2 separate regions of the Homo sapiens genome follow, and region 2 is linked to region 1. Evidence: chromatin loops called from intact Hi-C (ENCODE). Cell type or tissue: PC-3. All regions are shown on one strand. Links, peaks and the distances in the headings refer to the core of each region. The heading gives the core; the rest is flanking DNA. Region 1 has its middle 230 kb from the start of LINC02748. Region 2 has its middle 140 kb from the start of LINC02748.

Region 1 (16,244 bases), core at 5,021-7,520:
AAAACCAGACACCGCATTTTCTCACTCATAATTGAGAGTCGAACAATGAGAACACATGGACGCAGGGAGAGGAACATCACACACCAGGGCCTCTTGGGATGTGTGGGTCTGGGGGAGGGATAGCATTAGGACAAATATCTAAGACATTCAGGGCTTAAAACCTAGATGGCGAGTTGATAGGTGCAGCAAACCACCATGGCACATGTATAACTGTGTAACAAACCTGCACGTTCAGCACGTGTATCCCAGAACTTAAAGTAAAATAAAATTTAAAAAAAGGCAGCTGACGTTCCGGGTCATAAACTTGGAACAAAGGGGAATTTAATTTGAAGGTTTATATACTGTGTAATAAATTATATTCCCCCAAAAGCACTTAATAAAAGTCCTATCTTAAGTGGTGCTGCTGGAGAAAAAAAAACAAAAAACATATTCCTCTTGGCCCATTTCTTTGACCTTAGTCCATCTTTCCTTTCTTTCCTTTACAGAGTGTTTACCTCCTTCTCTTGCCCACTTAACGTTAGACTTTCTGGACTTCTATTCCTTGTACCTAGATCAGTGAGCCAAGTAAAGCAAGTGTAAACTTCTGATAAACTGGGACAGAAAAAATAGGAATGCCTACAAGTAAGACACTCTAAACTTACCCACCCTGTTAACGGACTCTCACCATCTGGGGAAATAAACTGACTTACAGCCATATCATATTGAATGCCTATTAAGAGTTGATTGTATTTAGTTCCAAACTTTTATGATACTTGTAATTGTAATGACATAATTTAATGAGAGAAGAAAAAATTTTTTTTTGTCCCAAGCATATGAATAAGAACTAGCAAGTGATCATTGAATATACTTATAAAATAGTGTTCTATGGCCAGGCACTGTGGCTCACACCTGTAATCCCAGCACCTTGGGAGGCCCAGGTGGGCTGATCATGAGGTCAGGAGCTCGAGGCCAGCCTGGCCAACATGGTGAAACCCTGTCTCTGCTAAAAATACAAAAATTAGCCTGGCATGGTAGCGCATGCCTGCAATCCCAGGTACTCAGGAGGCTGAGGCAGGAGAGTCACTTGAACCCAGGAGGCGGAGGTTGCAGTGAGCAGAGATAGCACCATTGCACTCCAGCCTGGGGGACAGAGCGAGAATCTGTCTCAAAAAAAAAAAAATGTTCTATTTGTGATAGGGGAATGAAAATCAGACTGTATTAAGTTTATGCATAAATGGCAGACAAGAAAGGAAGTAGAAACTGTAAGGATAAAAACTCAATAAAATGGTCTGTGAAAAGGAAAGAGGAGGTTAAATAGTGTTTAGAGATGACATGGGGTCAAGGGACTATCTTTTGTCACTAAATGAGAGGCAATTAAGCATGTATAATATATAAGGACCGTCTAGTGACAGAAAAGGTGGCAGATCGGGGGAAAAGATTCATTAGAATATAAAAGTGAGAAGGTTTGGATTAAAGATTATAATGTTTGGAATCATATATATTTTAATTTTTTTGAGCTCTGCAACTAAGACCTGTGGCTAAATTATTTAACTTCTCACCACTTTGCTTTAGACTTTACAATGTAATATGTATTTTGATTGATTTGTACATGGAAAAATAACTGCTAAATTACCCCACATTAAAACACAAGCACAGACAAAAGTATCTGTAAAGTTATCCAACCGCTGCTAAAATACAAGAAAATCAATACAATCGCATATTATAGCTTTAAGATATATATTTCATTTTTATAAGCCAAGCACTTTAGACAATTAGAGAATTTAGACAATTAATAGAATTTACACTTAGTGAAAATGTTGTAATTGCTTACATAAAAACAATAGAGGATTTTTTTAACTTTCTTGAGCTCTTAGTGAGAAATAAATATGCTGGCTGAAAAAAAAAGAGGTTATGCATAAATTCAAAGGAATTATTCAAAGACACATAGATGCAGTTAAGCGTAAAGATCTCTAAGGATATTAGAGAGTCCTTGGTCCTCAGATATGCTAAGTTTCCTCCCATGGGTAAGAATGTAATGTATGTACAGAGTTAGTATATTTTCATACTCAGCCACTAAAGCTGTGATTAGCTTGATGACAGGTTTATACTTATGAAAATTAAGAAAATCATTTAATCATGTGGCTATGTTTCTCAATTGAGTGTTCTTTATCTTTTTTGGCTTCTGGATGACTTGCTGCCACCCTTTGCAATCTGGTAGAGCCTATGGAAAAAGGCTCCACATCACCATATCCTGTGGTCACAGGCTTCCAGCATCTAGCATGTTGCCTGTCAGATATTTACAAATATTTGGTCATCCAGTCACTTCTATTTCCTGAAGCTGCAAACCTTAACTTTTATGATGCTGTTTTATCTTGATTCTTCTTTCACCTTCTCTACATTTAAAGAGTATCTTTTCCTATTATCTCCAAAAGTGATATTCAGTTCTAACTCCTTTGGAAATTTGAGCCTTCTATAGTATCACCAGAAATGAATTTATTATGAAATTTAAACTTCTGCACCTCTCAATTTTATGAGCCACTTCCAAGATCCCAAACCAAATATTTGTCATATCGCTTTATTTTTCTTAAAGATGGCCTCTCAAATGTATATGCTTTGGATCCCACAAATGAATATGTCCATAATTTATATATATATAATTTATAAATTTATAATATAATTACATGCATAATAGTGTATAAGCATATATATGCATACACACACTAATATGTAATTTTTAAATTTCTGTATTTGATTTATATGACATAATAGAATTCACTAACTTCTCATATTTAATATGATTAAAACCACCTGTTCTTCCTTTAAACTAACTTCACCTCCTAACTTACCTATTTCCATTAAGGGCAACACCATACTGTCAGTTATGCTGACTCAAAACCTAAGAATAGTGATTAAATTTTCCCTTATCTTCACTCGTATTTACAGTTACTAAGACCTATCAATCTTCACTCGGTTTAGACATTTCTATATCTATTTATTCCATTCCCATCCGGGTCTTTCTTACCACTTATCCTTTGCACTGCTAACACCATAGACCAAGTCACTTTGATATTTCAACCTTTTATTATTGCAATAGGTATCCTGGCTTTTAACTTGTGTGCCCCCTTTCTTAGATTCTATTTTAAAGATATAAATCATAATTATTTGTTGAAAACATAATTATTTATTTAAGACTAAAATAACATCGTGTCACTCCTCTGCTCAAACCCTGTGCTAGCTCATTGCTCTCAGGGCAAAAGACAGTTTATAGAGTGTCCTGAAAAACCTTAACTGATCCCAAAACCCATTCCCTCCAATTCCACTTCCTATTTCTCTTTATTCACTTTACTCCAGCTGCACTGACTTTTAGATACTGTCTTGAATGTGCTGGACACAGGTGTAACATAAGGTCTTTTCCTAGCTCTTTTCTCTGCCTGGAACACGTTTTTCCCAGATATTCATGTCACTTACTCACTCAAGATTTCCCTCAGATGTCACCTTCACGATGAGGCCCACTGTGACTGCCTTATTGAAAATTGTAACTGTGCCCATGTTCCTGATCCTCTCTCACTGTTTATTTTTTCCAAATCACTTAACACCTCCCACTGCATTGTACAGTTTAATTATTATTGTTTTGTTTATAGTCTGTCTCCTACTGCTCCAATGTAAGTTCCATGAGATCAGGGATTGTGTTCTCTTTTGTTTACTTTGTGTTCTGATCACCTTGAAGTGTGTTGGGCAGATAGAAGCTCAGTAAATATTTGTTTAGTATATTAATTACTTCTGCCGTGGCCTTTTGCGATATTCATTTAACAAGTTTCCCTGCCTTAAATCTGTTCCTTTTGCCGTCAAGCCTCCATGCTGTGGCAGATAAATCATTCTGTAGTCCAACTCTGTGTATAGAATTTTGCTTAAGTCCTTCAATAGCGTCACAGTCTCTATCACAAAAAGTCCAACTTCTCTGCATGCTACCTAAATGCTTCATGTTTGAACTTTAAGCTTTACTTTCAGTCATGGCTACCATGACTCACCTTCAATAACCTCTGCCTGACTTTTCATCCCCAAATCTTTCTATTTCCTGGTAATTCATTGCAGGAAACTAACACTGACCACAGAAGTATTCTTTTTACTTTGACGAGACTTCACTGAGATATCATTGCCTAAAAACCAAATAAAAACCTTTCTATCAGCTCAACATTAGTGTTATTTCAAGTATGAAGGTATATTTATGAAAACTTAATTATACAAGTAGTCAACTATTTAGTAAACTTTTTCATGTCATGATGACTTTGGTTTTCCCTTGCAATTTTGTAACTGTTGGGAACTGAATGATGACTAATTAGGTAACTAATACCCCTACTTCCAGCATGCTAGTGGTTTTAGCCTATGAAAAAAATGAAGAGAATGTATTAAAACACTCACGTACAACAGTATATATATAGTAAATATTCTAACTGCTAGTCTGTTAGCTAAAATGACAGATTTTTAAAATTCTCAATTACCTGGAAAAATCTAGTTACATTCCAACAAGCAGTAGGGACGTCCAATACATATATTTATAGTATAACAAGGTGTTTCTACAGTGCTCTGGGGACATATAAAGTATTCACTCTAGTATTCTTTAGGTGATTAATTTATTTAAAACTGCATTAAATTTCACAGATGATACAACATTCAAATTCTTTCAATCTCTACCAAAATTGTTAAATATATGCTGCCAATGAGAATTTGAAAAGCTATTTATCAATAATTATGTTTTCCTTAAAGCAGATATTTTAGGCATTTTACAAAATAGTCTGATGAAATAGTTTGAGTGTTTACATAAAATGACTAGAGGTTTCAAATATTTTCTAAGACTGGATTTGATCTCATTTTTTCCTTTATATATATATAAAATACATTATATAATATATATTACACATATATATTATATAATGTATTATATATATATATAATAGTAAAATTTTACTCTGATGTTGAAATATGTAAAACAAACAAACAAAAAAAGCTAAAAAAAAAATTAAACCAAAATCCCAGCTATTAAAGTGTTTTCTATGGCAAACTGATTTTTTAATCAGATTTGCAGGGTAAAAGTTCAAATTGAATTTTGACTTATATAAATTTACAGACTATACTATTTATAAGAAGTAACAGACTTTAAAAATAAAAGTTAATCTAACGTTTTAAGTTTTAATCGCCAAATCAGACTAATTGTCCAAATGATTATATCAATTATGCAATAATTCTTCAACAAAGGATATGAACGGGGGGAAAAAGTAAAAGCAACCCAAATCTACTTAATCCCATGGTTACATTTAAAGTTAAACTCAGAGAATATTAATATCAGAATAGTCTATCTCACAATCACTTAGGAGCAGGAAAAGTGGGCCGACATTTGTTAAACTACTTAGAGGAATATTTGAAATATCATTAAGGATTGGAATTATGCCAGACATTGAGAAAAAGCAGACAGGTTGCAAAACTTCAAACAGAAGAGAGTTGTTGGAGTTATGTGATATGTGTGATGTCAGTATTTACTTTTTTTCTTTAAGTCCCAGATATTGAAAGGGAATCTATAAACACCCAGAGAACAATGGACTCCTTAATATGGCTACATGGGCTTATAAAATAGTAAATGATGCCAAACATGTATCTGTTTGCAGGAGGACAAAGCTAGTAACTTTGGAAATGCGGTCTGTGTTTTATTTGGGGAATAGTTGAAGCATTTAATGCTGTGTCTCAGAAAAGTTAGTATTCTAACCTGTTTCAGGTTGGCTTGGACATGAACACTGTCACATCATTTGGCAGCCTGGCTGAGCCAGTGCAGAGGAAGGTGATGATAAATGGGAGCGCGTCCAGTTGTGAGGAAGTGGCTAGCAGGGGGGCTGCGGGAGCTTTGGCATGAGGTCAGGTTTTATTTTCCATCTTTATTAATCATCTCCAGGGGGGAATAAATTGCCTGCTAATGAAATTTGCAGATAGCACTAAATTTTGAGGTGTTGCCAACACAGTTAACAAAGGAGAAATAAATATAAATGGACTTAAGCATGCTATTTATCATTTATTTGGATTTAATCAAAATTGTTCCCAGGATGCATTTATAAACGATTCCCACAAAGTAAACTGGGGGGATGGGGGGAATCTCCATCACACAGCAAGACAAATAGGCTGATAGTAGAGTCGCCCTCTATAGTCTACTAGGTTAGAAAGAAAAGGATATTCCGCAGCAAAAATGTACTGGTTAGAATGCACTCTTTCTGCTTCCGTGGAGTGCCAATTTAGAGAATGGTAAAATTTCCAAGTCTAGAAAGTTTTCAGTTTTCAGAACTCAAAGCACAGGGCTTACAGGTAGCATATATATTTCCTTCATCTTTTTCTAACTTTGCTGTGCCCAGAACACATTGCTTTCCCTGCAGTCCTCTTGAGAGAAAGGTGCTTGTTTGTTTGTCTTTTCTCACTTCCCGTATGAACAGAGGGTCAGAGGTGAGGTAGGGCTTCATATTGCTTCCTGTTGCTATGTCTAGGCCATTGTTAATTAACCTTTCTATAAAAACAGAGAGATACATGTATATGTAAAATATTGGCTCTTTTGAAGTTGATGATATTAGATATTTTAGTTACCTATGACCCTCATAGTCACGCCCTCACTCATAAGAGATTTCGACACTTCACTTGAGGCTGTTCCTTCTTCATTGTATCTATTATGATCTTACCATCCACTAATCCAACACTTCAGCTTCTCAGCTCCTTCATATTCAGTTTCTTATTATCTCTTTGTTTATCCCACCCAGCCACCTACTCCATGGTCATTCCCTGGCTCTTATTATTAAAAATACCACTGCCAAAAATCTTGATATGCTAGCTCCCCACCCACTGTCTCTACCACCTATCTTTCCAGTTCTCCAATTTTAATGATTATTTAACTTGCAACTTGACCTGAAATCAATTAGCCCCTTCCACTTTTTCACTCTCTAGTCCCTCAGGTTCTTTTTCTCTTTTCATATAGATTAAACTCTGTTCGTCTGCCACCATATCTACTCCCTAGATTAAACCTCAACTCACGCCCTATCTCCTTTTTTGGTTCTCCCTTTGTAAAATCCCACCGTAGTTAAATCTAATTATACTCGAAATCAGCAGAGCACAGCTGAATATGGATGCCCACTGACTGATGCCACTTTACATTTATGACCATAAAAGTGAAGTATGCCCTGGCCTTCATTAGGAATACTGCTATATTTCACCAGCCAATTCATTATCTACCTCCTGAGAAGGCCATTTTATACTTTCTTTTGTCTTCTCTAATTTTGTTCATTTTTAAAAAAGTCTTAACTGTAATCCTGTCCTCTCACTTTTTATTTCATGAAAAAATATAATCAGAAAATAATCTCCTTACCTTCTTACCACCAAATATGCTGACCTACTTACTTACAACTGTTCCCATAAACTCTGCTTTCCCTTCTATAGAACAAATGAACTGTTCCTATCTTAGTTCAAACTGTTCCCTTGTACAGTGGGCCTTGGTGAAGTGGATGCTTTTTTCTAGTTGTCTCCTTCTATCCTGCATTATCAGTGTTCTGTCTCTATTTGGTCATTGTCATCATTAAAAAGAAGTTTAGGAGTATAAATAATTCTACTATAAAGACACATACACACATATATTTATTGCAGCACTATTTACAATAGCAAAGACTTGGAACCAACCAAAATGCCCACCAATGATAGACTGGATAAAGAAAATGTGGCACATATACACCATGGAGTACTATGCAGCCATAAAAAAGAATGAGTTCATGTTCTTTGCTGGGACATAGATGAAGCTGGAAGCCATCATTCTAAGCAAACTAACACAGGAAAAGGAAACCAAATACCGCATGTTCTCACTCATAAGTGGGAGTTGAACAATGAGAACACATGGACACAGGGAGGGGAACGTTACACACCAGGGCCTGTTGGGGAGTAGAGGGCAAAGGGAAGGAGACCATTAGGACAAATACCTAATGCACGCAGGGCTTAAAACCTAGATGATGGGTTGATAGGTGCAGCAAACCACCATGGCACATATATACCTATGTAACAAACCTGCACGTTCAGCACATGTATCCCAGAACTTAAAATAAATTAAAAAAAAAAGTTTAAATAACACCCAACTTAAAAACAAAGCAAAACATAATGTTTCCTTAATTCCTCATATCCTACCTGTATTATGGAATTGTGCTCTCCCAAAATCTATATGTTGAAGCCCTAACCACCAATGTGAGCTCATTTGGAGATAGGGCCTTTAGTGAGCTTGTTAAGGTTAATTGAGGTCAAAAGGGTAGGACTGGTATTCTTCTAAGAAGAGGAAGAAATGCCAGAGATCTCTTTATTTTTATGAGTGCACAGGGGAGGTTATGTGAGGACACAGTGAAAAAGAAGCCAGGTCCAAGCTAGAAAGAGAGGACACACCAGAAACCAACCTGACAGCACTTTGTTTCTGGACTCATAGCCTGCAGAATTCTGAGAAAACAAATGTCTGTTGTTTAAGCCACTCAGTCTGTGGCGTTCTGTTCTAATAGCCCAAGCGGACTGTCACTGATTCATGTCTGTTTTCTCCTACATAATAAATCTCCCCCAAATATTATCTTTTTTTCTGTTTTCTATTTTCTCTATTTCCATATTTTCTTTCTTGGATGCACACCAATTAGTCCTTCAACTCCACTACTTTCCTGAAACCTCACTTGTCAAGGTCACCATGAAATGTAATACTGCCAAATCTAGTTGTTAATCTCAATCTTTATTTTACTCAATCTCTCAGTAACGTTTAGATCAGTCCCTTATCTGGGGGAAAATTTTTCTTCTCTTGGTTTCCAAGTTGTTATCCTCTTCTGTTTTTTCTCCTCTTGACCATTCAATCTTTCTCATTAGGAACTTTTGTTCCTCCCCCTGTTTCTAAACTTTTCAGTGCTATTGTTCCCTAGAACTTGGTTCTCAGCTACTTCTCATCTGCCTCTAAAACTCTGCTTAAATTGTCTCACTTAGTCCTGTGTCTTCAAATACCACCCATACAGCTATATGCTGAATATTCAAATACTTATTTTTCCTTGAAAGATGCCTTATCTGCAGTACTTCTAATCTCAGTAAACATACAATTATTCATACAACTTTTAGGTTCCCAATTTTTTTTATTTCTTTAATCACACATCTAATCTATTAACAAGTGCCAGCAAATCTACACTCTAAATACATTTTATTTTATTTTTAATTTTTTATTTCCATAGGTTTTTGGGGAATAGGTGGTATTTGGTTACATGATTAAGTTTTTTAGTGGTGATTTGTGAGATTTTGGTTCACTCATCACCTGAGAAGCATACACTGAACCCAATTTGTAGCCTTTTATCCCTCACACACCTCCCACCTTTTCCCCTTGAGTCCCCAAAATCCATTGTATCATTCTTTTGCCTCTGCATCTTCATAGCTTAACTCCCACTTATGAGTGAGATGATACAATGTTTGGTTTTCCATTCTGAGTTGTTTGAATTAAAATAGTAGTCTCCAGTTCCATCCAGATTGCAAATGCCATTAATTCATTTCTTGTTATGGCTGAGTAGTATTTCATCATATATACCACAATTTCTTTGTCCACTGATTGATTGATGGGCATTTGGGCTGGTTCCCGATTTTGCAATTGCAAATTGTGCTTCTATAAACATGTGTGTGCAGGTAACTTTGTCATATAATGACTTCTTTTCCTCTAGGTAGATAGTAGTGGAATTGCCAGATCAAACTGTAGTTCCATTTTTAGTTCTTTAAGTAATCTCTATACTGTTTTATATAATGGTTGTACTAGTTTACATTTCCATCAGCAGTGTAGAAGTTTTCCCTTTTCACTGCATCCACGCCAACATCTATTTTTGGTGGTTGTTGTTTATTTTTTGATTATGGTCATTCTTGCAGGAGTAAGGTGGTTTTGCGTTGTGGTTTTATTTTGCATTTCCCTGATCGTTAGTGATGTTGAGCATTTATTCATATGTCTGTTGGACATTTGTATATCTTCTTTTGAGAATTGTCTATTCATGTCCTTAGCCCGCTTTTTGATGGGATTGTTTGTTTTTTTCTTGCTAATTGTTTGAATTACTTGTAGATTCTGGATATTAGTCGTTTGTCAGATGTGTTTTTACTTTTTATTTTAATATAATTTTGACTTGTGGAATTATTACAGGAATAGTACACATATATTCTTCGCTCAGATTCTGTGACTGCTAATATCATATGTTGTATTATATATACACACATATAATATGAATAATTGTCTTCTCTATTAATTGGGAATAAATTGAAGACAAAATTTTATTTTATCCTTAATTGCTTCAGTATATATTTTCTATAAACAGAGACAATGATGTTCGTATGTCTAATTGCTGGTTGGTTAATTTGAGTTTTGTTGGTATCTGCCAGGTTACTCCACTTTAAAGCTACTATTTTCCACCGTATAATTAAAGTATGCTGAGAGGAGATACCTTAGTATCCTGTTCCTTCGGCAACTTGCTCCCACTAGTTTAAGCATTCACTGATGATTCTTGCCTGAATAAACTATTCTTATGATGGCTCTTGTGATAGACAAAATCATGCTCTCTGCAACTGATGTCCATGTTCTAATCCCTAGAACCTATGAATATGTTAGTTAACATGATAAAGATGAATTAAAGTTGAAGATGTTATTAAGGTTGCTAATCTGCTGACCATAAAATAGAATTATCCTGGATTGTGTGAGTAAAACCAGTGTAACCAGAAAGGTCATTCAAAGTGGAAGAGGGGGGCAGAAGAGAGAGTCAGTCAGAAGGAGATGTGACAATAGAAGAACATCAGGATTATGTGATAAGTAATAGATTTGCTTTCACTGGTTTTGAAAATGGAGGAAGTGGCCATGAACTGAAGAATGTGGGCTCCATCTGAAATCTGGAAAAGGCAAGAAGACAGATTTTTCTCTACAGCCTCCAGAAAAGAACCCATCCATCCTAACACCTGGCTTTTAGCCCAGTGATATCCCTGTCAAACCTCAGATTTACAAGTCTGCAGGATTATAAATTCATATAGTTTTAAGCCATTAAGTTTGTTGTAACTTTTTATAGCAACAAAAAAATAAATAAATAACAATTACCAAAAGGCAAATCTATCATTTCTTATATGTATTAGTTGCTTTTTAAAAAAATTGTAAAGCAATATTGTTATTTTATTTAGAAAATCAAACCTGGCTTCCCCAGGTATATTGCTAAATAAAATTAAGAGGATACTATATGTAATTTGGTTAGCCACAGGAGCTGAAGAAAATCATAATAAATTAAATAAGCAATGATTTTTTTTTCACCCAGAAAAATTCTACACTCCTAATTTTGCTATTGTATTTATGTAGACTTAATTTTCATTATGGTCACATAAAATATTTAATTTGATACTGTACATACTTATTGGTCTGTTTACTCTAATTACTTGCATTGTTATGTTTCTTTATATTTCTATTTTCAACTAGGGGGTGTAGGAAAAGAATGATTTCATCAGATACCTTGGCTAGAAAAATTAATACAAAATATATATGACCAAGAGAATTTGGGACTTCTTGAAACTTATGTAAGTTTTGGCAGACATCATAAAAGGGAATCTTAGAAAAATGCATATGGCCTTATTTTTTATCACAACTATTTCCTAGAGCTATTTTGGGGAAGAATATAAATATTTTTGTCATAACAACAGTGTTTTCATAGTGTTCTTGTATAAATGAGTAGTTGCTGTTCTGAATTAAAAAGTTTGCCTCATTCCTTTAGTAGACAAGGATGTGTCAGATTATAAGATGATTAATTATTGAGAGATGATTGGGGTAATCATTTTACCTTTACAAAATCAATTACAAAAATTGCTCTCTTTAATTCATCCAGTATTTTGTTTTTGTAATTTTTTATGGTTCTATCAGCAAGAACTTTATTTAAAAAATTAAAGCTACCTGGCTGGTATCATAAAAGCAGTAATTTTTGACAAAGGAAGAGAATGTAAAGCTACAATGAAGTAAGTATTCAAACATGTGTTCCGGTCAATGTTACTTTATCCTTTATTCACAGTCAAAAACTTGCTAATTTTTGGTTTTCTGCTTTAGAATCCAAGTTGACTGGGGGAATTTTTTTTGAGCCAGGAGCAGTTTATATTCAAGTTTTCTTCAGAAGACTCACAAGAAATTGAAAGAGAAAAGGAAGGTATACATTTGCCAGAAAATTAGAATGAGAGAGATGGGGAAGGAAAAGGAAATATGGTCTTACAAAAGTAAGTACATGCCTTCTCTTATACCTAAAAATATAAATCATTCTTTTTTTAACATTTTTTCCTTTTTAAAGATTTTTTTCCTTTTCAGAATTGTGAAATTAAGCAAATATTTTGCCTAAGAAAAAAATTATGAAATACAGTGTTTCTGTATTCATATATTTTAACTTTACTGTCTTCCTCTCTTTATTTAGGTTTGTCTGTCCAGAGTGGCCTCTCACTGTGTTTTTCACTTCATTAATCAAAACTTGTTCTCTGAAGTCAAGTTGACAAATTCATTCACACAAAGGCAAGAATAACAAATATTACCATAACAATTGTTATCCATTTCCAGACATTATCATCAATCTTGATACTTTTTATAACTCATAGTATTTGTGTCCTCAAAATCCCTTCCAACTGAATATTTCAGGCAAAACCTATCACTTGACCATAGTTGGTCAGAGGAGGAAATTATTTTTTAATCTTTCACTAAAATAAAAAATAAATTCAAAAGCTAGATGATATTTTCTTGCTGAAGTATTTTGAATTTTTATTGAAAAAAATCTTCAGTTCCTTATAGATGATTATCAGTTCATAAAGAGGCAATAAGAACATATTTGCAAGGCAAGGAGCTCATTGCTCTTCCTAAGTATTGAATGGCAACGCTCCTGGTGCTAGATTCTCTATCACTCATGATCTATAATATGTTCCCTTGAAATTCTCATATGTTTCTCTGTTTAGGTTACACAGGTAAGTCTGGTTTTCTTCTTTAGTTTGGAAGCTCTTTAAGGATAGAACCATGGTTGCTAATCTCTTTATCCTCTTTGGCCCCAAATCCTGGGACAAGTATTATAAAAGTATTTTCCCTTTGACATTATCCCATATTTAACTGAATCCAGGGAATAAAGACCTAAGGTTGAATAGCTGGACAGCATTTTAACATAAGTATGGTAAAAGGAAAGACAGGAAGATTAGTTTATATTTTTGGCTAGAAAGTGACAGAAACCCAATTAAACATGAAAAAAATTTACTACCATAACTAGTTCACAAAACTGTTCATGGAGCTTTCCGGAATCAAGCATAATTATTCTGTATGTTCAAAAAAGTTATCAGTTCTCACCCTTTCTTTCCATCTTGACTCTATTGTTTTGTTATCTTTTATTTTATTTTACAGACTGTGTCCCCATGGCAATGTGGCAGCAAAAACGAACCCCAAGACCTCCAGACATTGTGTCATTCTTGCATCAGTGATCATATCCAATGGGAAATGGTTTGCCAATTGGCTGGCCAGAGATACCTGGTCAAATTCTGAAAGGAGCAGAATTAAGGCATGTAATTAATAGTTTTAAAAGATGGAAAATATACAAATGCTAAAAGAAAAGAGAAATTCTTCTGTTAGGAGAAGAGCAAAGAATGTGTTTTATAAAACAACATAGAGAATTATTGTTGAGAGATTCTTCATCTAGTTCTTTCTGTTTGTTATATAATAATGTATACTGCCTTAAGAACAGAAAATCAGAATAGACATGGAATTTACTTAGTGTAAATTCAGACTCCCTAGTTAGACCACAACGAGCTGGTCTTCTTTGAAGTCTACTCTATTAGGAATGACTATTCTTCTCACTTAATAGATGTAAATGGTAGACATAAGACAGCACTATATGTGACTATTGGGATAGAACATGTTCTTTTGGATATCTTCCTGGCTGTAGCTATAATTTGTCAGATGGAAGGAGCTCAGCATATAAGAAACAGGAACGTTTATGACCTAGATTTAGTAAGTTTGAGTTAGGAAATGCCGTTATGCAAATACCATTTAGGGCTTTCGGTAATCTGTGAGACTGTGATTATTCATTTCAAAAACAGAAAGAAGTCAGAAAATCTGAGTTACTAGTGTTATAACTCAAATAAGACAGACATAGGCACTGCTTTTGCAGAGCTTAAATTATGGGGGTGGATTTAAACAAGCAGAGAAGCTGATCCAATAGTGAAATAAGAGCTACCATGAGAGAAATGTCAGGTATCATAGGAGATAGTGTTAACCTGAATATACAATGAGTTATTCAAGATGAAAGAATAGATAACATTTGGAAAGGGGTGAGGACAATGTGTGAGGGAGTAAGTCATTTTTTGGATAAATATTTTGAAGGCATTCTTAGTGACTTGTATATTTGATATACAATAATTTCTATTAAATGGATGAGTGTCAGTGTTTTGGAAGCAATTTGTTTTCTAAGGATATTTTCCTCACCAAGTGCCTCTGCCATCTATGAAGCTCATAATAGAAGAAGAAAGTATTTACTGGCCTGTTATATGGATCTCATTGGGATCTGCATTAAGACTTCAATGATGATGGATGCAAGCAGGAAAGTAGTCAGTATAGTGAAAAAGAAGCTGTTCCAAGCCTGGTGATGCATAGTACAAAGTTTTTGGAATAACCTGGAATAAGGTTAGGCCCTAGTTATGAAAGAAGTGAAGAGACCAGTCCAATGCCTGATCTCTCGAGCATCTCACCTGCAGAGGTAAAGTGAGGGGTAAGCAGTAAAACAGTTACCTCTAGGGAGTCAAGGTGATTAGTGTTCAAGTGTTGCCTAATTCTTTTCTCCTCTGACTTCTCTTTTCCCTTTGGGCAGCCCATTGCTACACCCGAAATATTCAAAGGGTCCCTATTGCCTAGTGAATCAAGTACAAATTCCTGAAGGTTTTACATAACATGGCTCTAGTCAATGTTTTAAAACAGACATGGGGAGGCAACAAGTACAATGAAAAGAGTCTGGCTTTGCAGCTAGGCGGACCTGGTAACAATTACCAGTAACATTGTATAAAAGAATGGCACTTTCTTCCCTGAGATTCAATTTCTTCATCTGAAAAAAAGATAGCATCCACATTGCAGGCTTTAGACAATAAGGGCTAAGCATCTGATATATAGTAGGTGCTCAATAATAGCAGCTAAGTCCTTGATTGTTAATAGATAGTAATAGTTTTGAGATTTAGTAGTACTTATCAGCATCCTCTCTTTGTGCAATGTTTCACAATGTGAAAATAAATAAGAAACAGAAGTAGACAACATTTGGAAAGGGGTGAGAATGATGTGTGAGGGAGTAAATCATTTTTACTAGAAATATTTTGAAAAGCATTTTTAGTTACTTGGAAATTTGATATATAACAAGTTCACTTTCAAATATAGGTCAGGCTTAATAGTTAAATTTTTTCACATTTATTTTCTTATTCTTCAAATATCCCCTATAAGGTAAATACTATTCTGTTGATTTTGAAATGAATAAATGAGATCCCACTTGAGGAAAAATGGAGAGTCAGTGTGGCATAGTGGGGGTAAAGAGATCTGTATTTGAAAAATAGCTCCAGGGATCAATAGCCACATGACCTCCTAAAGCACTTAGCACAGGGCTAGGAACATCCCTTACTTTAAGTCGATTTATCTCATTAAGCATGTGTGGATACTTAGGTATTAAATGAGAAACACAAAGTTGTTTAAGCAAAAGACATGGAGTATAATTGAGGCCTTATAGTTATTAATTATCCTCTGCTTATCTTACATTTTAGGTAGAACCTAGCCCAAGATTATTTTGGAAAAACTTAAGTGGAATTTGGATAATGAGTATAATCTAGAGAGTTCAGTACCTAAATTTGACTGGTGAAGAAAACTTACACAAATCTTTAGCCTAAGTTTACTGTATAATTGATCAGCCTTCTACTTCATTTCTTCTTCCTTAAAATGGCTTAGCTTAGAACATCTGGCTACATAACTGAGGCTGTGGAAGAAACAGAACAGAGCTTACTTTGCTATTAGCTTTCCTGATAGTTGTCAAGAGCATTCAGGAAAGGTAATATGTAGAGAATGTTCTATCGGGGTTGGTTCATGGTTTCAACAGTGACTCTGAGGTTTTTGTGGATGTATTTCAACTCAGGCAGCACTGAAGAGCATAAAAAAGCCAGACTGTACTGTAGTTAGTTGATAGGTGCACTCCAACATGTGTGTG
Region 2 (16,244 bases), core at 6,734-9,233, 94 kb after region 1:
AATTCACAAAGAAAGACCTTATGGTGCCATCATTTTATCCAACTAACATCATCAGTATGGCTCAAGGGCTATGGCTTTCTACACTCACCCTAGCAGCAGTGAACATATGGTTTTACTTCTCTCTAAAGCCTCAGGGCATCTGACAGTACCTTTCATGGATAATGGATAAAGGCTGCCATACCGGTAGGTAACTTCTGTTCCATCAGTACTGCCTTAGTGCCAAGAATGCTGAACAAATTCCAGGAGGTTTTGAACTGACCTAGGTCTAGTCTGTCAACAGTAACAACCTTAGGAGCAGCAGGGGCAAATGCTTCCTGTTTAACTGCGCTTTGGAGTTCTTCTATGTTTGCTTGAGCTCCTTAAAGAAGGAGCCACACAGTTAAGCCACAGGTTGTAGTTGCCACATTTTTTATTATTGCTTTGACTGTGTTACTTTGTTCTTTTTGATATCTGCCTTACTGCTCCTGGGTTAGAAATTACAACTTTTTGTTACAGTAGCCTCAAGGAACTATGGAAAATATGCTTTGACAGTGCATTCAAAGAAAGTAAGGTAGTTGAAAATGGTTTTGCACATTGTTTCCCACATTCCCTACAGCAGCTGAGCTATAAATAGCATTACTATGTTTTAGTGTCAGTATCTTCCTAGTAATTAAATATAGTTTTATCTAATCTGCAATCCATTGTCAGTTGTTCAAGAGGGTCAGCGTCTCCTTTCCACTTTCCCCAGGAATTCTCATATTGAGATGTAGTGCAGTAGATTTATCAAAGTCCTGGAAAGCAACTAAGCTAAGCAGTGAATTTTCAGTTATTTTGGAGAGGAAACACATGAGTAATTTTCTCATCTTTGGAATTTACTATAGGATACTGAACACAAAGAGGATAGGCTTTGGAATCTGATTTAACCAGGTCCAAGTCCAACCTCCACTAGTTCTGGGTCATCTTCAGCAATACTTAATTTGCTAATTACTAGTACTCCTACTTATTTTCCTCCTACTTTCCTTCCCCTTATGCATATGAATAACTATTACCATAACTCACAACTTGTCTAGGAACCCACATCAGTACTCACCATTGACTTATTTATGACACATCTAATTCTTATCCCTGTGCTTCATAATTTGTGTTCAATATCTATCCTGGACTTTACCTTTCCTCATAAGCTCCATAGAGAAAAACTCTAGTAAAAGGCATTAATTTTTTTCACCTGGGCCACAGCCTGTACATGGTCTCCTCCATTTCATTCATGTACCCTTTACAGTCTATTGTCCACAAAATTTATCTCCATAGTCCTCCACAGCCAGAGTGAACCTCTTAAAATTAGATCACATAATTCCTTTGCCGAAAGCCATCCCTTGGCTCAAATTAAAATTCCATACCCTTTATGATTGCCTACAAGACACTGGCCCTGGCCTATCTTTCTCTCCTCATTTCTTTCTACTTTTGATCTGACCACTCTGTTCCCAGCAACTTAGCATTGTTGATGCATCATGAAGACACAGAATTCACTCTCATTTCAGGACATTTGCCTCTGCTGTTTGCCCTATCTGGAATTCCCTTCCCCATGATATTTATGCTAGATCCTTCACATCATTAAGGTTTAACATCGCCCTTGAGCATCATATTTAAATGGAATTTGTCCCCATCCTAACTCTGTCCTCTAATTCTGGTGGTGGCTCGGCATTTGATTGTGACTGTCCCTAGTTTGTGTGTTTATTTATTTATGACATTAATGATTTTTATTTCTTTTGCTTAGTGTTGAAACTCTAGTATTCACAGAAGGATCTGCAAATAACAGCATTACATATTTGTTGAATAAATATGTTGATAAATGAATGAATAAGATCCACTTTTAGAGAAATAATTCCTCCCTTGAAGGATTGCTGTAAGGATAAGAATGAAAATATAAGGCAATTACTAACCATGTTGGGAATGAAGCTCTCACAAACTGTTGTTGTTACTGTTACTACTGTTGTTTCACAAAAATTTTGATAGACATTACAATTCTTGGACACATAATAAAAATGTAACATACTTAGGTCTATTTTTAATGTATTATTATTTATTATTATTGATGACTAAATGTGACCATCACCAGGCTGAGACTTGGGTGTGATTTACAGTATCTGTAACTGCCATTATCTGTTGATGTGTGCTTATGTAATTATCTAATTGTGACTTTTTCAGTATTATTTGCTTTGGTAATACCACCCTCAGATTAATTTTAACTTAAATTTTTATCTATAATTATTGTTTAATGTATCTTCCAATATATTACACCAACAATGGTGTATTAAAATGATTTTGTATGCAGAAATTCTGTGAAGCAGACATACACAGACACAGTCATATGTTTTACTGTTCTACTTCATTTCCCAAATATTTTCATGTGCTTATTAGTGGGGCTTCATTGTGAGGCTCAGCTTGCCCCCTCACTGTATCCATCCCTTAAGAGACTTACAGGTATCAATCTAATGTCCTGTCCATTTGGCAGCTACAGGGTAGGAATGGATACAGGACAGAGAAAGATAACTGGAAAATCTTTGCAGGATTCTAGCCCAATTGCTTCAGTCATGGTAGCCAGACTCACTTTTGAAGTTTAGTCCGTCAGAGACTACAGCTGCATTGAAGTCTTCCCTGATGCCCAAGGGCAACTTGCTGAGCTTGTTTGAATTGCCCATAGTCATTTGCTCAGTCACATCTATGGAAGGGCTGGCCCTCCTCTGCAAAGCTGAGGAAGTTTTCATGCCTATTTAACTACTTCCTTCTAATACATTCTCCTGTGACCTCTATAACAGAGGACTTTGTTCAGGATCACCTGCTCCTCTTCATTAGACCTCCCTGGCTACACTATGGGAGATGAGGTGTTAAGTGCTAACGTGCCTCTCTCTAGTGATAAGAGCTAAGGATCCTCGGGGGAGGGGAATATTGCAGGAAAGCCTTCATTATGCCAAGAGTTCCACTGCAAGCTGTCCTTTGGATTGTGAGTCTATTCACCTAACAGCTGCATAACTAAGAGTAGCTCTGCAAATGACTCACTTCAAGCATTAACATCCACATCAAGCCCTCCTAATAATTTAAAAAGAAAACAGGGGTAGGGGGAATGCCGCCTAGTTATGCCCCATTATTGTTTGATTAGTTTACAATAATAAACCACCACTAGAAACAAAATTTATTGTATTTATTGTGGCATTTTCTGTATCCTGAAAAGGTATTCTTGAATTGAAGGTATATCTTAAAATCACTGATATTTTAGAATTTAGAAAATACACATGTACACAGAGCAAAAGTGAAGCTATTATCACCTGGCATTATAGTACCAAACTTGACATAAATCTTATGCTAGAAATTCCCTTTCCCTTTGTAAGGTATTTTCAAGTTATCCAAAGTCAGTTTGATACATTTCAACCTCAAAGCACAAAACCTATTCTTGCTTCTTTGATGTGAGTAAACACTAATCTAAAGCTTACTACACATTATTTGCCCTAAGACCATCTAGGATCTACCCATTGCAGACTTACCAGGCAAGGCAGCCTATTGTTCAGAGTCTAGCTACAATTTAGGAAAATAAAATGTTTCATAAGGAAAAAGAAAGCTAGATGTCTTTGACTTGTGCAGCGAGTCAAAGATAAAGAGACTTTTACCCTGTGATCTTTATTACCAAATAATACTGTACCCAATACAAACCCCAAAATTCACCTAACCGAGATTAGACCTTTTCTTAGGAAATCTCATGACATGCCCTTTATGTGAGTCAGAGAAGTGAAACTGTTGAGCTGTTTTCCAATAGGCTGTCAATAACTAAAAGAGATGTCAAAATAATGGGATTTGTTTACTCCAGATACGTTATTGGAAGAATAGAATAAGCTGAATTTTTCCTGCAAAGTCCCAATTGTGTAAGGTTTTATTTTATTAACAAAATTAAGTCAATAAGTGTATAACTTCATGTAGTTCTTCATTTATGTTTTTTGGAAAAAATTCTCATGTTGCTAGGACACTTTTTGTAAACAATCAACAATAACAGACATATTTGTTTTCATTAGTAAAGCTTTAAGCAAGATTTAATTCTTCATTTAAGAACCACTTGAATGACTCCTCCTAGTTACAAAAATGTAAGTAGCCACCCATTCAACATATTCATCTTTTGTGATTTGATGAAGGCTAACTTTTTAATAATTTTCATAAGAATCTCTGCACTACTTGGCATAAGAATCTCTAGGAAGAAAGGGAATGAATCTCTTGTCTCTTCTCCAGATTTGAAGTTAGGAAAACCTGTCAGGGAAGATAAGGAGATTATGAAGAAAACCTTCTATTAAATAAGATATATCAAGTTTATACTTCAAAGTCTTCAAAGGTCACATAAAATTATCTAAATAATTGCTTCAAAGGATTGTTGTGAAGATTAAATGAGGCATATAAAGGACATAGAAAAGCACCTAAAAACCCCGATATTTGCTGAGATACACAACCCACATCCTTTTCAAGAAATATAGAATGGATTCAGTCATTGCCATGTAAACATTGCTCAGTGAATGTTAATGTTGTTATCATTTTACTAGTCATCAAACTTCTATGTACAGTAAATGTTATGATAAAAGAAATCTCATCTGTATTTTTTCTACAGTGAGATTAATGAGTCATTTTATATTTATTAAAAGAAGTGAATGCCAACATGATATGCCATATTTGAAAATGACTAACAAATCAATTTCCAGTCTCCGCACTAGGTTCAGTTTATTCTTTTTCTTACTGGAATTTAAAGGAAGTGATTAGGGACAGGTTTGAATCTGAGATTTTCCAATGGGAAAATTATTATCCTATGAAGAAACTTTAAAACGACACTATTTTCCAATTCCTGAGCTACAGAAGAGCAATTGCTACTCAAAACCTGACATTAGCTACACTTAGGTTGTTATCTGTCTAAAACCAAACTTAGATTATCTGTCTGTCCCTACAAACTCTCCAAATGCCTGTTTGTTTACTGGCTGTAGCATCCAAGAAGTTGAGAAGAGAAGTGTCCATTTATTATTGCCATGGGCATAAGGTTTTCTTTTCTTTAAACAATGCTAAAATCCCTTGGTCATTGCCATGTAGATTTTTTAGATTGGAAAATATCAGTTCACTGAATATAAAATATGATTTGGCCACATGCAATTTCTAGGAGTAACACTTGTTAAGCATAACCACTTCATGAAACTCCCTCCCCTCTGGTGGTACAATGATCAAGGAAACGAGCAAACTGACACATGACACTTCTAATAGAAAGGACATAAATTAGCTCACTGCCACAGGTTTTTTGTTTGTTTGTTTTCCTGATTGTAGATTCAGTGTTGCTTTCCTCTTGTGGATTTTCTTGACAAAATAATTTGGTATTTTACCTAAGTCTCTCCAAACTCACCAAATGCCTGTATGTTTGCTGGCTTCTGAGAGTCACTTACAAAAGTGTTTAAAAGAAGCAAAATCAACGGCCTTCTCACTTGACATGAAGAACCCACTTGTAGAAGACATGGCTCAAAAGTCTCTTCTCAACACAGCTGTGCTAACAGATTGCTGATCAGTGAGTGACCTTTTTCATCAGAGCAGTTCAAAGCTGCCTTTCCAACTTTGTTTTTAATTTAATTATCATTTGAAGGGAGGAAAATCCTTTTATGCATCACTGAGAAAGAGACTGTATCTTGGGACTACAGTGACGATGATCTTGCCTATTGCAAGGCCTGAGAACTGTCTGGTAAAAGCAAAACTTTGTTCCAGATCAGAGAAGCATTTAGGTTAAAAATAATTGGGTTGCTCTTCAAATAATACAGAACTTAAGTAGATTGAAAATAGGAAAAGCAAATATTCTCTATAAATCTCAGACCCTACTTGGGACAATAAAAGTCTTTGAGCTGATGGTTGCCTTGTTTTATTCCATTATTTCGGGGGATAATCTTTGTTTTAATTCTAGTGTGAACCTTTGTATATTGCTTTCCCATGTAAACCAGGGCAGAAAGCATCTCATGGCTTTATTTATCCAAACACTATCAAAATAGCATGTATGAAAAAATGAATAACTTAGGCAAGGCTAAGTTATTTCTGATCAAGAGATTAATAAACGTGCTATATTTACTAACTTTGAATAGAGGTCCCAAATTCATAAGGGTTTCCTCTCATTCCTACTTTGCCATGGTCACCCATTGTGTAGTGGATGACTGGTTTTGTTCTCTCCATGTAAATGAGCCTATAGTCCATAGGCCGATATCCATTACAGGTTAACTCCTGACCCTGACTTTGTTCTCAGCTTGTGTGTTGAAAAATTGTACCTGCCCTGCCCTCTGCTTTTCAATCTGCCTTTGCTATCTTCACTTCTGACCTCTTGCCTCCTTTCTTTTGCATAGCTTACAAGGTCTTGATAATCCCTTAGGAGATACTTTCTAGGTAGGCACCAAACATAATGTTAACCATTAAGAACACAAGAATAAGGTATATCCTCTTTCATTTATATGTTTTGTCTCACAGTAAAGATAGGCAGAAAGATCATTTCAGTAAAGTGGGATATTAGCAGGTGGTCTTCCATAGGTCGATTTAGGTCCTAACGCTTCTTTCCTCCTGCAGACCTCTCATCCCCAAGGACCTTTATGTTCTTGGCTTCCATCTGGTGGACAGAGAAAAAAAGAGGGTGAAGACTTTGTAAGGAATTATGGGGCCAGATTTGTTGTTAGGTATATTCATTTCACTCCTGTCCATTGTCAGATCTTGTTCATATGGCCCTCCACAATGTTGGCTAGGCGTGTTAATTTTCTATTGCCATTGTAACAAATCACCACAAATTTAGTGGCTTAAAAGAGTACAAATTAATTTTCTTACCATTTCAGAAGTTAGAAGTCTGAAATCAGTTTCACTGGGCAAAATCAAGACTTGAAGAGGAGAATCCATTCTCTTGCCTTTTTCAGCTTCTAGAGGGTGCCTGAATTCCTTCGCTCATGATTTCTTTGTGGCATCACTGCAAACTCTTGCTTCCAAGGTCATATCTTCTATTACTTGTTATTCTCCTTCCTCATTTTTATAAGAGCCTATCTGAGTACAGTGGCCCCAAGTTAATCACAAAGGCTAATCTCTCCAATGTAAGATCCTTAATTTAACCACATATATCAAGTCCCTTTTACCGTGTAACATAACATCTTTACAGAGTCTTGAGTTAGGATATGAACATCTTTCAGAGCCATCATTCAGCCTATCATAGGAAGAAAATAGTCTTGTTCTGTGCTCTGGGGGAGAAGGAAACTGATTTGGTGAACAGTTTGCCAGTATGTATAATAATAAAAAAGTCTATTACATATTGCATATTTACTTTTTTTGATGTGTATCGTATCTGGTATATCAACATACATATAAATACCAGATAAATATTTTATTTGCATTGTCTTACTCACCAAGTCTGTGCATAAAGTATGATTATTTCTAATTTACAAAGGCATAAAAATAAGGCTTAGAGGATTTAAGTACTTGCCCAAAGTATCAAGGTTAGTGGTGGAGTTGGATTTAAAACAAGGTGTGGCTGACTGTAGAACCTGTCCCTCTTTATCACTATAAGGCACTGTCAACATAGACTGAAACACAGGATACTATTTTATTAGACCACAAAAAAAGGAGACTTTAGCCCAAAGCAGAGCTGCGGGGTTAACTTCACTGACATATTAGATACAAGGATTGGTACTAATTTTCAGTTGATGACTCTTACTTCCCAGGGGCTACAATCTCTCATTGCCTCTTGATTTGTGTCTCCCTCCAGCTCTTCCTGCAAACCTACTAGTTGAAATAGTTGGCTCCTTGTCATCTCCACCAATCTCAGAATCTGTGACTAAAATAATTCTCTACATTCTGTCACTCTAGACCTAAACTGACCTGAGCCATGGTGAGGTATTGAGATGGGGAAGGGAATGATAATAAAATTCAGGTAAGGAAGAATTCAAAAGACAGAAATGTGGGGCAAGGATCAGGGCAGGCTCAGAGAGGCTCAGAGAGGCCAAAGGCCTGGGTGACCGCTACTTGGACAGTGGGGTTCAGTAGAGAGAAATGTCTTCCAGCCTTCAGAACAGCAGACCTCCAGGTTTTCTGCCTCATATTTCACATATCAAGATTGCATGCCAGAATCTCTCTATCAAAAAGATTTTGATTTGTATCTACTCAAAAGAAATTACAGATTCTGTATGGACTCTTTCTTTGGCAGAAATTAAGTTAATATGCCAGCACATGGTGACCCAAGTGACCCTTTTTCAAAAAAAAACATGAAAGTGAGTCATTGTGGTTTGTGCTGACAAGCACTGAGAAATGGTAACCATTCTTTCTCTTTTTCGCAGTGACATCTGTTGACTTTCTCATAATGTCTATATAATGGACAGTAGAAGATATTATGGTACAATTTAGTAAGTCTTTGCTGCAGAAACTTCCTCACTCTCACTAAATGAGGATGACCCACTAATTTAAAACCAACAAACATATTTGAAACTCCTGATTGTTTGAATTCATGATAAGATACTTCTGTTACCTAGTTAGCCAAACCTGAAGTCATCAGCTCTTTTAAATGAAGTATTCCAGAGGACACCACTTTCGCGTACAAAGCCATTTTAACACAGTGGGATGTGAAGTGGACAGAGTGCTCTAACTTATAACCAACTTTTCAGTAAATGTGGTCAACATACATTCAGCAGGGACCTACTCTTTTCCAGGCACCAGGCTAGATGGTGCAGGGAATCTAGGTTCATGTCTTGTCTTTGTTAATAATTAGCATTGTGAACTTGAGGAAAAGTACCATTTTCTAAGCCACAGTTTCCTTATCTCTAAAGTGAATATAATGATACTTGACCAATCAGCCTTAGAGAGTTGTTGGGGATTTCAAAGAAGGTAATATATTTCACAACTCTTTTGTAAATGATAATAAAGATTATACAAGCATTTACTCTTCATATAAATGGGTTGTGCTTGGCATTCAATTCAAACATAACATACTGGGTTCATTTAGTTTTCAATTCTGTTGAAAGGGAACTCACTTTCTTAAAGATTATTTGAAAATAATCATCTGTCCACTCCCCCACACTGAATTGCATAAGGTTACTCTATAAATTTCTTGATAACCTGTAGGCTAATTCCTTAAAATCTTAATCGTCTTTCTGGGCTCCCATGCATTATGTACAATACCATTGTTGCCAACACAGGAATGCAATACTCATGAATATATAATGTGTAACTATTCACCTCTGACATATTTAAGTATATGCATGTTATGTCTCCTGGCAAAATTACAGAGTACAAATTATTTCAATTAATAATAATGCTTTTCATGAAATTAATTACACATTACATTGAGATTTTGAAATTGCATGGTGAAATATAGTTGCAAACACAGCTATTAAAACTGTATTAGGGGCCGGGCGCGGTGGCTCACGCCTGTAATCCCAGCACTTTGGGAGGCCGAGGCGGGTGGATCATGAGGTCAGGAGATCGAGACCATCCTGGCTAACAAGGTGAAACCCCGTCTCTACTAAAAATACAAAAAATTAGCCGGGCGCGGTGGCGGGCGCCTGTAGTCCCAGCTACTCGGGAGGCTGAGGCAGGAGAATGGCGTGAACCCGGGAAGCGGAGCTTGCAGTGAGCCGAGATTGCGCCACTGCAGTCCGCAGTCCGGCCTGGGCGACAGAGCGAGACTCCGTCTCAAAAAAAAAAAAAAAAAAAAAAAAAAACTGTATTAGGAAATCTCATTCTACCCAAATCTCTCTCCTCAACCCATGTTTCAAACTTTGTAATAAAGAATCAGCTAACTTGTGTTTCTTTAACTGATAGTGCTCTTTATAAGAACAGTGGACTTTTTATGTACATTATTTCAAATCTTCTAGATAGGATACTAGATGATCTTATGATGCATATTTTTACTGGCAAAGGCATTGGGGAAAAAATAAGAAATAAAAAAATACATAAATGTGTGTCTAAATAACTGTGTTATACACTTAGTTCCACAAAATCACAGGACTGGGAGGGAGTTAATGTAGTCTGAACTTCCTGTAGGTGATTGATTCCTTCCTTACAAGTACCTAGCAAAGGGCTGACCAATCCAGCATTTTATCTTCCAGTATGGAAGAGGTCATGACTACTCAAGGAAGCACATTCCATTGTGGATAAATTTTTATATTGAATAGTTTTCTTTTAATTTTTAAAAATTAATTATTTAGCTGACACATGGTAGACTCAAGGATAAAGAGAACAAGAAATAAATAGTCCATATCTTCTAGCAGTTTAGAATCTAGATTAAAATATGAAAAAAAGAATGTTGAACTTCTCTATCAAATACATTAACTCTCTGTAGTCACAAGTGTGAAAATGACTATACCAAGGTAAAATTATTTGCTGATTTATAATTTATACTATGTCTTATTCCAAGGTATATTGGAAATTACTTAGAACACAGTTCTTATTTCCTAATTAGAGGTTACATACAAGTTAATGTGAACAACTTACAGTTTTCCTGAAATGGTAATACAAAATAAACTTGCTGACCACATTTTTGTATAAGAAATATTAAATAGCATTTAAGTGATATCATCATATATGATTTGAAAAAGAAAACCTCCCTTGATTGTTCCATTAGTCTGTAGTAATTAGATTAATTTTAGATATCAGAGCAACTACGTATAGTATTCAGAATAGTTTATCACGTTCACCTCCCAGCATATAGATACATTACTTTCTATGATACGTACCTTCTCTCTATGACATTTGAACAACTTAATACACTGGAATTTGTTTGAGAGAACAACTTTTTAAGTTAAATTATTGGAACCCAACTTAAGTCCCCTTAAGATTATCCTCTTATAACAGAGACTTACACATGAAATATGCTTCAAGTTCACCTGCCTATGGCTAAGTTCTGAATTGAAACAAGGTAACTTAAAACAATTTTTAATTTAGTAATTATTTAAAATAACCAAAAAGAGAATAAAAGGATATAATATTTTAGTAGGAATGATAAGAATTTATAATACCCTGAGTGAATGTGAAATAATAGATATTCCATTCTGCTGATTGTAGGTCATTAAAACTAGTCTTAACATGTGCTCTTGTTTTAGATTTTCATTTGTTTAACCTAATTCATTGTGACTCTTCTTAAAAGTAGCATTATTGAGATACAATTCACATTCCATACAATTCCTCTATTTAAAGTGTACAGTTGAATTCAGTAGATTTTATTGCATACACAGTTATGTAGCTATTAATCACATTCTATTTTTTCTGCATTTTCATCACACCAAAATGAAACCCCGTACCCATTAGCAGTCATGCCCCCGCTCCCCTCTGAGCTGAAGAACAAATAATCTGTTTTCTATATTTATAGATTTGCTCATTCTGGACAGTTTTTTGTAAATAAAATTATATAATGTGTGATTTTTTTATAAGTGGCATTTTTCACCTATAATAATGTTTTCAAGATGCATCCATATTGTAGCATGTATCTCTATTCCACATCTTGTTGTTGATGGACATTTAATTTTTTTCCACTTTTGGGCTGTTAATAATCCATAGATGTTCATGTTTACATTTTTGTGTGGACATTATGTTTACATTTATCTTGGGTATATACCTAGGGTTGGAATGCTGAGTCATATAACTATGTGGTTAACATGTGGAGAAATGGCCAAATCTATTTTCACAGGATTGCAACATTTTATATTCTCACCAGCAGTAGTTTGAGGGCTCCAATTTCTCCTCATCCTCCCCAATGTGTTATAATTGCCTTTTATACATTAGTTTTTATTTTAAAAACATGACAGATAAAATTATATGTACTTATGCACACGATGATGAAACACATTTTGAATAGGTAAATCTGGGTAATTAACATATGTATTAGTTCACAGTTACCATTTTGTAGTGAAAACATTTAAAATTTACTCAGCATTTTTAAAGAATATATTATTAACTATAGTCACTATGTCGTACAATAGATTTGTTTAACTTATTTATTTTGTTGACCTAAAATTTTGTGTCCTTTGACCAACATCTCACCCACATATCCCCCACCTCTAATGCTCCAGCCCCTGATGACCACCATTCTAGTCTCCACTTCTATGAGATCAACCCTTTTGATTCATCATGTGCTATTTGTCTTTCTCTTCATGGCTTATTTGTCTATCTTTTATTTCCATGATCTTAGTGGGTATAAAATATTATTGTAGTTTGACCCTGCATTTACCTAATGACTTATGATGCTCAGCATCTTTATATTTTTATTACTGACTTGCAAGAGATACTTACATATTCTTGACACAAACCCTATGTCAGATATGTGACATAATCTTTTTCTTAATCTGTGGGTTGGCTTATAGCTTTATTAATAGAATCATTTCAGAATAAAACTTTTTAATTTTTGTGAAGTCCTAATTTTAATTTTTTTTCTTTTGTCGCTTGTGTTTTTGTTGTCAAGTCAATGAAGCCTTTGCCTAATCCAAGATTGTAAAGATTTCCTCCTGTGTGTTCTGTGTTAGGCTGTTCTTGTGTCACTATAAAGAAATATCTGATGCTGAAAAATTTATAAAGAAAAGAGATTTAATTGATGCATGGTTCTGCAGACTGTACAAGCATGTTTCTGGCATCTGCTCAGCTTCTGGGGAGGCCCCAGCAACTTTTACTCACAATGAAAGTGAAGTGGGAGCAGACACATCATATGGCCACAGAAGGAGCAAGAGAGAGAGGAGTGGGGGTTACCACACAGCTTTAAACAACCAGATCTCATGTGAACTCACTCATCAACAAGGGGATGGAGCTAAGCCATTTATGAGGGAATGAACTTCCATGATCCAAACACCTCCCACCAGGCCCCTCCTCCAATATCGGCGATTATAATTCAATATGAGGTTTGGCAGGGACATATAGTCAAACTAGATCATGTCCTTTTAAGAGTTTTATAATTTATCTTATATTTAAGCCACTGATTGTTTGAGTTAATTTTTGTGTGTGATGTAAGAAAGGGATCCAGTTTCATTTGTTGTTGTTGCATGTAGATATTTAGTTTTTCCAGGGAAATTTATTGTAAAGACAATTATTTTCCCACTAAATTGTCTCAAAACCCTTGAAAATCAATTGTCTATTTATAGATATAAAAGTTTATGTAGGAGTCCATATTTAGTTAATCTACATGTCTCTTCTTTTTCTAGTACCACATTGTTTTGATTAATATAGCTTTATAGTAAGTTGTAGAAAGTAGAATTCTGAGTCTTCCAATTTTCTCATTTTTGAGATTATTTGGACTTCAATGTTTGCTAGAACTTCTATACGAATTTTAGAATATAATTGTTAATTTTAGCCAAAACAAAAGCAGCTGGTATTTGGCAGGGATTGTGTTGAATCTGTAAATAAATTTGGACAATATTGCTATCTAATCCATGAAAATGGAATGCAGCTACATCTATTAAGGTCTTCTGTGATTTCTTTGAATAATATTTTCAAGTTTTGAATGTAAAAGTTTAACATTTTTTGTTAAATTTATTACTCCAATTCTTTTTGATATCATTGTCAACAAGATAATTTTCTCAATTTGTCATATTCTTTTTGTGAGTTCATAGAAATACAATTATTTTTGTAAAATTATATTATAAGCTTACCAAACTCATTTATTAGTTATCACAGATTTCCCCCCTTCTCACCCTAGCAGTGGATTCTTCACCCCTACATATGAGATCTTGTCATTTGCAAATACGTATAGTTTTACCTCATCTTTTCCAGTCTGCATGACTTTTATTTCTGTTCCTTGCCTAATTGCCCAGGCTAGAACTTTCAGTACACTATCTAATAAAAATAGCGAAACAGGCATTCTTGTATTGTTCAAGATTTGAGACTAAAAGGGTTTAGTCTTTCACAATTAATATGGTATTAGATGGTGTTTGTCAATATTATTAATGCCTTTTTAAAATATACTTTTTGCCTTATTTATTTTCTCTACAGTTTTAGTATTCTCTATCTCACCATTTTCCATTGTAATGTCTATTCTTTTTTCTTTTAACTGATTTTACAATGTTAAACTTTCCAAAATGTCCTTTCATTATTGATTTTTAATTTAATTCCATTGTGGTGAGCAAACTTTGTATTACTTCAATCGTTTTAAAATTTTGAGGCTTGTTTTATAGACTAGTGTTTGGTCTAAACTGGAGATGTTACATCATGTGCATACACTTGAGAAGACTGTGTCTTCCATGGTTGGGTGGAAATTCTGTAGATGTCTGTTAGGTCCTCATTGGTTTATCATAGATTTTAAGATTTCTATTTCATTTATCTTCTGCATAGGTGTTCTGTCTATTATTGGAAGGGGGCATATTAAGGTCTCCAAATCTTATTGTTGATGTGTCTATTTCTTCCTTCAATTTTGTCCCCCTATTACTTCTTATATTTGGGGGTTCTGTTAGGTGCACATATATCTATACTTTTTAATGTTTTTTGATGAATGGACTCTTTTTCATAATAAAATGTCCTACTTTATTTCGAAGAAAACTTTGTTTCAAAGTCTATTTTGTCAGGCATCGATATAGCCACTCCAGCTATTTTATGGTTATTGTTTACATGATATATCTTTATTCCTTACTTTAACCTCTTTGTATCTTTAAGCCTGAAATGTGTCTTCTGTAGATATCATATGTTGGGTGCTACTTATATTATTTTAAAATATGATTTTACAATCTCTTCCTTTTCTTTGTTTTGCCTCTATTGTTTAGTTCATTCACTTTTGATGTTATTGATATGGTTGTATTTACATCTGCCATTTTGCAAGGTTTTTTTCTATCTATTTTGTATCTTTTTCTGTAGATATTTTCTGTTTTTTTTTTTGCAGAAAATGACTATTTTCTTAGCTGACATTTTACTTTTTAATGATTTCTGAATATTTTTGAGTGTTTTCTTAGTGGTTGCTCTACAGTTTACAGTATAAATTATTACTTATAAGAATCTTCAAATTTATGTTAATTTCTGTGAGGTATAAAAAATTTATTTCTGTATAGTTATCTTCCCTCTCCCCTTTTCTGATGCTGTAATTGTTATATAGTCTATATATTTCACAAACCCAGTATGATTGGCATCTTTCGCCTGGCATAGATCTTCCACTTTATATATAATTGCAGGCTCATTGGGGGAAGTGAAACTCAGACTTCTTGGCTGCATTTGCCTAAAACAGGGTTTTTGGTAAGAGGAAGCTGGTGGAAGGAAGCAGGAGAGTAAGAAATGCTGGCAGTCTGTTTCTTCCAGGAAACAACAACAACAACAAAAACAAGAACAAAAACTTGAGCATTATGCTGGGAACTTAGGGAGGTAGAACCTGGTCTTATTGGTACACCAGGCAAGAGCAGAGCTTCTGCCACACTGGGCTAGGTGTGTGGAGTAAGTGGCTAGTAGCTGATATGCCACAGACTTGCTGTTTTTAGCTAGATTTTGTAGATATTCTTCAAAAAATGTTTCTCCACTTTATATATGCTCTTAGGAAAATTTCTAGAGATTTTATGTTTTTCTAACATAAATTGTTGTAATCATATCATGCTTTTCTTTCACTTATTCATACTATAAAATTGCCTCTCCTCCTTTCTTCCCACAATTCAGAAAGGTTATTTTCAGCTAGTAGTTAAGATTAAATTGATCTGATTTAGAGAGAGGGTCTACTGGACTCCTCAATCACCGTTCCAGAAGTCTTACCTCAGATAATTATTTCTTATATCTAATTGATAAGATTTGTTTGCAATTATTGTCTTTAAAGCTTTCCTCTTTTCATGGGCAGATCTCCTGTGCCATTTCTTCCTAATGTATGCTCCATAAAGTATGCTCAGTGGTCCGTTTTTCCTGGAGAGATACTCCTGTTGTATGAGTTAATGGTGGATGAAGATATAATTCCTTACATTTGCCTTATTGAATATCTCTTCTTAAACACAGTAAATCCCTCTGTCTTCCTTTGTCATGACTTCATTTCTCCATACTATATAATGTACTTTTCTTTAACTGTTTCTTGTATAACATGGTCTTTACTTTCCTCACGATAGAAAAAGTCTACTAAAAACAACGTCCTATTTGTTGGTGTCTGTCTTCAGGTGTGGTGCCAAAAGCTCTCATCACAACCAAAGCTTAAGATGAAAAGCAAGGCAGAAAGTTTTCTTAATACCTCATTTTTTTTTTTGTTATAAAGCATATTTGCAATATTTTTCTGTGAACTTCTTTTTACAAACTTGACACATAATACCACATAGTTA

The links. Hi-C counts contacts between places; a loop is a spot of excess contacts. Peaks named below come from ENCODE experiments on the same cell type or tissue, not always from the same donor. Only the 100,000 strongest peaks of a DNase experiment are listed, where the experiment ranks them.
Region 2: a loop joins it to region 1, with 5 times the contacts of the local background. A loop is called at or near these places in 1 of 110 quality-filtered maps.

The regions. Positions count from the first base shown.
Region 1 is chr11:91,384,458-91,400,701 of GRCh38, reverse strand. No RefSeq gene overlaps it. Among named protein-coding and RNA genes, the nearest start is that of LINC02748, 230 kb to the right of the region's middle. In PC-3, for the core only: a CTCF peak has its summit at 6,141; a DNase peak (open chromatin) is centred at 5,751; H3K4me3 peaks cover 300 bases; H3K27ac peaks cover 1,545 bases.
Region 2 is chr11:91,292,235-91,308,478 of GRCh38, reverse strand. No RefSeq gene overlaps it. Among named protein-coding and RNA genes, the nearest start is that of LINC02748, 140 kb to the right of the region's middle. In PC-3, for the core only: no CTCF peak of the experiment used is centred there; DNase peaks (open chromatin) are centred at 7,668 and 8,278; H3K27ac peaks cover 1,579 bases.